2 separate regions of the Homo sapiens genome follow, and region 2 is linked to region 1. The links are chromatin contacts, found by Hi-C or POLR2A ChIA-PET in ENCODE. All regions are on one chromosome and are shown on one strand. The core of a region is the stretch at or near the end of the contact, and the rest is flanking DNA. Distances in the headings are between cores, read along the strand shown. Region 1 has its middle 11 kb from the start of IL1RN. Region 2 overlaps PAX8 (paired box 8).

Region 1 (3,234 bases), core at 233-2,732:
CTACTCAGAGGGGAAGGAGGGCAAGAGGACTCCTAGGAAAGAAGAGAATTGGAAAGGGGGCTTACATGGCCAGGTGAAGTCACCCAGCAGCACAGCAGGGAATCTCTGGGTCAGAGAGCTCCTATGGGCTGCAGTGGCTTGAGGCCTTTATGGCTTGGGGCTTATCCTTGGCCAGCAGATATTGGATACAGTTTCATGGAGTATACAGAGCAGGCAGGTTCTAAATGGATTACCATAGGCTTATTGGGGCTATGTTTAAAGCAAGTGGATGTGCAAACATTTGAGTTTGGCTTGGTGGGGTATTCCAGGTCTGGTCTCAGCCTGCGGTGAGGAAATTAATAATCAAGGGGCCAGCACTTTATATAGCACAAGGCAGGGGCCATGGATTAGGAAAGCCAGGCCTGGGGTTCATGCTTAAGTGAGGCTTTTGTTCAACTGGGAGGCGGTGCACAGGTGACTGGGAGGTGGAGGGGCTGAGATGGGAGAGAAAAGCACAGAGAGGGAAGACAAGCAAGCCTCAAGAGGATTGTGGCTTCTTCCGTCACTTCTGGGCCTGATCTACTACAACACTACAGAATCAAGGACAACTGTTTGAAAATTCAAGGCTGAATTCAGGTCTTTCATTGGTGAGTCAGAGTTTTCCTACAGACTCCCTGGGGGGCCCTTGGCCAAGCAACCTCTCCTCCCTAGGCCTCAGTTTTCATAAAAGGAGGGAATTGAACTAGATATGTGTCTTCATCAGGCTGACCTGCAGGAGCTTTTTACCAAAAGTGGCCTACCTCCTCCATCCAGAGGTTCTGATTCACTTGATCTGGGTGTGGGACAAGGACATCATGATGCCAGGGCTGAGGCCCTGTGGACCACATAGCTCCTAAGTCAGGGACCCTGAGGTCAAGTCCTCCCAGCTCTCCCACCTGGCCCTGGTAGTGTCTGTCAATACAATGGAGGGAGATGGTCTTTAACTTCAAAGAAAGGCCACTTACCGCATCAGCAGTACATTTTGACTACATGTTAATTTGGGTTGAAGGTAGAAGATTTTCTATTTTCTCAATCACAGGCTGGCTAAAACACATTTCAAGCTTCATTCTGGGGGGAACATAAATTGGCCTTCAACAGGGGGTGTCAAATTGGGGTAAAATTCTTGCAAATCTTGGGGAAACCAAATAAGTTTTTGTTTTCTCTTCACATAACTATGAAATCCCTAGCCACAACAGCAAATCTCAACATGCTTGATATTCAGCCCAGTTCTCTCCATAAAAGTTTCTGGAGACAATGAAACTCATCTATTGGGTTCTTAGCTTTAAACCTGAGAAAGCTTAAAAACAGGGAAGATTAGCTTTGACGTCTTGCCTCTGGGTCTCCTTCATGTGGAGCTAAAAGAGTAGTTCAGGAAATATCCACCAGGGGTCAGCATTTTGTACACACCTGACTGCTCTGGAAAGTGTTTTTGTTTTTTTTTTTTTAAATAGAAACGGGGTTTCACCATTTTGCCCAGGCTGGTGTCCAACTCCCAGACTCAAGCAATCCGCCCGCCTCAGCCTCCCAAAGTTCTAGCATTACCGTGTGAGCCACCACACCCGGCCTGGAAAGAATCTTGACAAGGCAAATAATCAGTTTGGTTCATGCTCTCAAATTAGTGAAGGTCTGGTTTTTCAAGACTCTCTAGGTGTTTCACTCTAAGGAAAAATTTATTTTCATTCACCTATCAATCAAGCTGAGGTGGGGCCTGACTCCTGACAAGTATCCAAATGTTGCCTATTGCCAATGTCTAGTCTCCAAGGGGTGACACCCGAGAAATTCTAAGTCTTCTGTGCCTGCTTTAAAGTCCACTTCCTGTCATCCTGTTATCTGTTGCAGACCTTTTACCTGTATGATTGACTGGTGTGTGGAATTAACACTTCCCTCCTCGGCCGGGGGAACACACCCACATGTTGGAACTCAGCACAGGAATCCCAACGGCGTGCCTACAAGGGAAATGCGTACTTTTGTGTGTTGGTGGGTAGTGGACAGAACTCGTAAAAGAGATAGATAAAATACCCAGGCACTCACTACAGTGGGGAATGGATCTGTTCAGGGGCCAGCTATGCCTGCATTCTTTCCCAGGGACAGTTGACACAGTCAGATGACTCAGGAAACTTGATTTGCTTGGAGTCAGAGCAGAGGAAAGATCTTAGTGACCAGGGACCTCAAGCTGCCCCACCTGAGCGCTCCACCTCCACTCCAAGGGGCTTCCTGCCAAGAGATCAGTATGTCTGTGTGTAGAGTCAAGACACATCTTCCTTAGGCCACAATGGAGTCACACTGACATCTTCGCCTTCCCTCCTTGGCAGTATTTATTATAAGTCACAGGAGTTTAGTTTTCTTTCAACTCAGGCCTGTGGTTGGAGCACAGGGAGCTAGGCTGGGGCTAGATCTTGCTAACCTAGTAGGCAATGGTAAGGATTCTAGTCTGTCCTAAAGCATAAATAGGCCTTGGACACTCTGAAATTTGTCCTTTCACCACCCCATGCTCTACTTCTAAGTGCTCTCTCTCCCCATCTGCACCCCCTAGTTCCTACAAAAATCTCCTCAAAGCGAGGCTCTTGGACAATTTGTTCCATGAAGACATCGAGCACGGTCCATACCAGCCCTCAATAACCCCCTCTTCTAGACTCCATGAGGACCTGTAGCCCAGACCCCTGATCTGCATGGCGCCTCTGGGGTCTTTCCAGAGGTGTATGTTTTAACCATCCCCTGAGCACCTTAAAGTAAAGATTCAGTGTTTTGCTGTTTGTGCTCCCTAGAGCACCTGGGCGCTTATCGGAAACTGATGAAAACTCACTGCCAACATATTCTGAAGTATATTCATTCATTTATTTAATTTATTTATTTTTTTATTTTTCCATAGGTTAATGGGGTACAGGAGGTGTTTGGTTACATGTAGTAAGCTCTTTAGTGGAGATTTGTGAGATCCTGGTGGACCCATCACCCAAGCCGTATACACTGTACCCTATTTGTAGTCTTTTATCTCTCACCCCCCACCCACCCTTCCCCCCAAGTCCCCAAAGACCATTGTATCATTCTTATGCCTTTGCATCCTCATAGCTTAGCTCCCACATATCAGTGAGAACATACAATGTTTGGTTTTCCATTCCTGAGTTACTTCACTTAGAATAATAGTCTCCAATCTCATCCAGGTCACTGCAAATGCTGTTAATTAATTCCTTTTTATGGCAGAGTAGTATTCCACCTTAT
Region 2 (3,446 bases), core at 275-2,774, 81 kb after region 1:
TGTAATAATATGGGGAACCTGGACACATTAAAAAAAAATAACAACAACACTGCTGGTCAGAAAGGAAAATTGCACCATAGCCTTCCCTGCATCTGCTGACCTTTAAGACAACACAAGTTAATCATTCATTTCTCTGGCCTATCTGATCATCGAAGATTAACTCCTCTCCAGCCCTATTTCCTCCTTCTCTGGCCTCACCTTTGAGTTTCTGGCCAGAATGAGAACAGTGGCTTCTTGCCCCTTCCCCCTATGGCTGCTTTGACCTTCAACACCCTCGTTGCAATAGGGAGAGGGCAATAGAAAACAATTGCATGTGGAACCCCAAAGAATCAAGTGCACTGAGAGGTCATTGGGATCCTCCCTAGCCTTGCCCAAACAGTGCCAGGACAGAGAGTCTTCTTTCTTAAGACCCAGGGAGATTAGACTGCTGAGGGGTCAAAGGGGATCTGGGCTTGACGGCCCTTAAGGTGAGGCTCTGCACACCTGCAGGATGGGCAGCCTGGGGAGGCTCAGTGGGAAGGTGCCTGAACCCTGGCATGTCTCATTGCCCTCGTCTTTTCTGGCTAAATTGAATGGAAAGCTGGGTTGGAGTTGAACTCATCTGGCAAACAGGGCCCAGGTCTGCCACCTTTCAAGTTATTTCTGGAATACAAAGAGGTAATGGGAGGAGAGGGGGTCTTGGGGAATGGATGGTTCCTAGCCTGCAATGGTGCCTGTGGGGTTGGCCATCCTTGGATCACTGCTTCTGTCTGGCTCCGGTTTGCTCTGATACACCCAAGGCCACCACTCAGGGAGGCTCTAGTGGGATCCCTCAAGTCCCCCCATTGGTGGGGTTTTGCTTTGCTGAAAAGCTTCTCTTCCCAGTTCAGGACCCCAGGACAAGAGAGGGGTGAAGAGAAGCCTGGAAGCTCGCTGAAGCTCACTCTCTGGACCTCGACCCTGAATACTGTCTTCATCTCAGGCTAAATATGGGGAATGTGGTGGAACAAAAGATTTCTGTTTAAGGGTTTGGTGCTGAATCATGAGTATTTCTGAGCCACTTAGATGGTTAATGGGGGCAACAGGATGGCATTCTTGAAACTGGCTCCCAGGAAGGAGGGCAGTTACATTCTGGCGGGTGCCCTGCGTCAGTGTCTGCACTGTGGGACTGTAAGCCGTGGAGGCAGGAGGTCCTCTCTTAGGCTTTTCTCAAGTCCTCCCTTGTCCTCCCCTTCAAGGCCTGAGCCCTGAATCTTACACAAAACAAAGATTTAAAAGACATGGGCTTGAGAAGCAGGAGGGAAACGAATGCCTGGAAGCCTCTGGACTTCTGCCCTCTTTCCCCAAACAACCAGGTACACTGCCCTCCTGCTGCCTTCTTCCATCACAAACAGCACCATCTCCCAGGCCCTCTGTATAATCTGAGGACTCCCAGCTTTCAGGTAACCTTTGACCCACCCTTGCCCCCCACCACTCCATCCATCCTGCCCAGCAGAGGCCTGGGCAGCCCCAGGGACTTACTCAGCAAGCTGGAGTTGGGGAAGCGCCAGGCCTCGCTGTAGGAGGAGTAGGGGGTGTGGCCATAGGCATTGCCAGAGTATTCACTTCCTGTTGGAGGCACACAGGGGAGAGGCCTGTGAGGTGAAGGGCATCAATGCAGGGCTGGGGTGTGGGAAGGTCTGCAGGGCTGGCAATGGGCAAGCTCAGGAATGGTTGGGGAGACAGTTGGAGCCACGGCAGGGACAATGGAGCTCAGAAGGTCCCTCTGTCATCCCTTTTGGAACCCATCGATCTGGAAAATTTGGGGCAGTGTCCTTTTCCGTAGGTACTGGAGGCACTGGCTTGACATACTACAGCCCTCCCAGGAGGCCCAGAAGGTAGATGTTATAACTACCCCCATTTTCCAGATGAAGAAACTGAGCCTCTGGGATCTGCGGAAGCTCCCAGAGCTGGAGGGTTTGGTGGAGCTGGGAAACTGTGCTGTGAGTGTAGGGCCCAGGGACTAACTGCTCCTTCTGCTGCCTGGACCTTCTGGAGAAGGGCTCTTCTGGGAGGGCCCCACAGCAGGGGTATGGGGTTAGGGGCCAAAGAGGACATCCATATATATGAACCTTTTAGCCTCGCTAGGTATGAGTGTGTGTGTTTGTGTGCATGGGGGGCTGAGGGGAGGTGTGAGGGTTAAGGATGGGAGAGGAGGGAGAGCCCCAGAGGGCACACACCCTCAGGAAGCTGTGTCCTGGGACTTGGAGTAGTTTGTTGTTCCATCCTGAGTCTGCCGCTTTAAGCAAACTCAACGTATAAATTTACACAAAGTAAATCAGATCACCTCCTTCTGTTAATGGATTCTTGAGTTTTCCAAAGGAATTATTTACCGAAGAAATTACTTAAGAATTCCCTTACATAACAAAAACAAAGTCAAACTGATCACCACAGCTACTACCGGTGCTTGGTAAAGAGCTTAAAGTTTGTAAAGCACTTTCCCATACATTATGATCTTTTATTCTCAAGACTACCCCATGAGGTACTCATGGATACTACCAATTTATAGAAAAGGAAACTGGAGTGCAGCATGATTAAGCAGTTTGCCTCAAATCACACTGTTGTTAAATGTCAGAGTAGAACTCGACCTTAGGGCTCTTGACTCCAAATTGCAGATAATCCCTTTATTCACTTATGCGATAATTCCATTTACAAAGCTAGATTCCTGCCAACCCTGAGACTCAATGAATGTCCACCCAGCCTTTCAGAAACTCACCTACGATTGGGAGCTATGTGGTTCTGAGTCTCCTTCCCCAGACTCTTTGGAGGGGTTGCTCGAAACTCCCTGACTCTGGAGCTGACCTGTCTAGAGTCAAATCCTTACTTCCCATTTCCTGGTTATGTAAACTTGGACAAGTCACTTAGCCTCTCTGAGTGAGTGACTTACAGGTGAACCTTGGTTTCCTTATCTGTAAAATGGGCCAAATAATTATCCCTATCTCATTTGGTTTAATGAGAATTAAATGACAAAATATGTATTAAATGCTTAGCACCATGCTTCAAATATACAGGGAGTGCTCAATAAATCTAAGCTTTTATTATTTTCCCATTAAACAGGTGCGAAAATAAAGCTCAATGGAGGCTTAAATCAGTCATCCAACCAGTCTTAAGGCCTGGGTTGGGGTTAGTGGGAGCTGCTTTATTGCCAGACAAGTAGGCATTTATACAGGAAGAAGAGAGATGAAGAGGAGCAGCCTAAAGCAGAGAAAGGCTACTGGATCCTCTCCTTGTCTAGGAAGTCAATGACGGACTGAGAACACAGTAAGAAAGTTCCTTAGGGGCAGAGACTAAGTCTAACGTAAATCAAGCAAAAAACATGGGTAAAAAAAGGAAGGGGGTAAAGAAGTAAAAAAGCAAAGAAAAAAAAACCTAAGAAATAATCTAATCGAAACATCTATTTAACAGATGAAAAACTAAGAAATAATCTA

The links. Hi-C counts contacts between places; a loop is a spot of excess contacts on that map. ChIA-PET counts read pairs that join two places held with the same protein, here RNA polymerase II (POLR2A). Pooled maps may share reads with other maps.
Region 2: a map of endothelial cell of hepatic sinusoid shows a loop between it and region 1 (4-fold over the local background). The contact joins two enhancer-like sites. A Hi-C loop is called at or near these places in 22 of 168 maps with a recorded cell type or tissue (A673, CD4-positive, alpha-beta T cell, CD4-positive, alpha-beta memory T cell and 14 more), 5 of 37 single-sample maps with no recorded cell type and 20 of 50 pooled maps. POLR2A ChIA-PET finds 5 or more read pairs at or near these places in 16 of 52 experiments (B cell, CD4-positive, alpha-beta T cell, CD4-positive, alpha-beta memory T cell and 13 more).

The regions. Positions count from the first base shown.
Region 1 is chr2:113,137,174-113,140,407 of GRCh38, forward strand. No RefSeq gene overlaps it. Among named protein-coding and RNA genes, the nearest start is that of IL1RN, 11 kb to the left of the region's middle. Within about 2 kb of position 1,483, at least 4 of the 41 ENCODE cell types and tissues checked have a DNase peak (open chromatin) inside an H3K27ac peak, as active enhancers do; they include body of pancreas and stomach, where a contact is called at or near this core.
Region 2 is chr2:113,218,592-113,222,037 of GRCh38, forward strand. PAX8 (paired box 8) reads right to left here. Exons shown (of 12, transcript NM_003466.4): 11 at 1,501-1,587; 12 at 1-18. Among named protein-coding and RNA genes, the nearest start is that of PAX8-AS1, 16 kb to the right of the region's middle. Within about 2 kb of position 1,525, at least 11 of the 41 ENCODE cell types and tissues checked have a DNase peak (open chromatin) inside an H3K27ac peak, as active enhancers do; they include body of pancreas and stomach, where a contact is called at or near this core.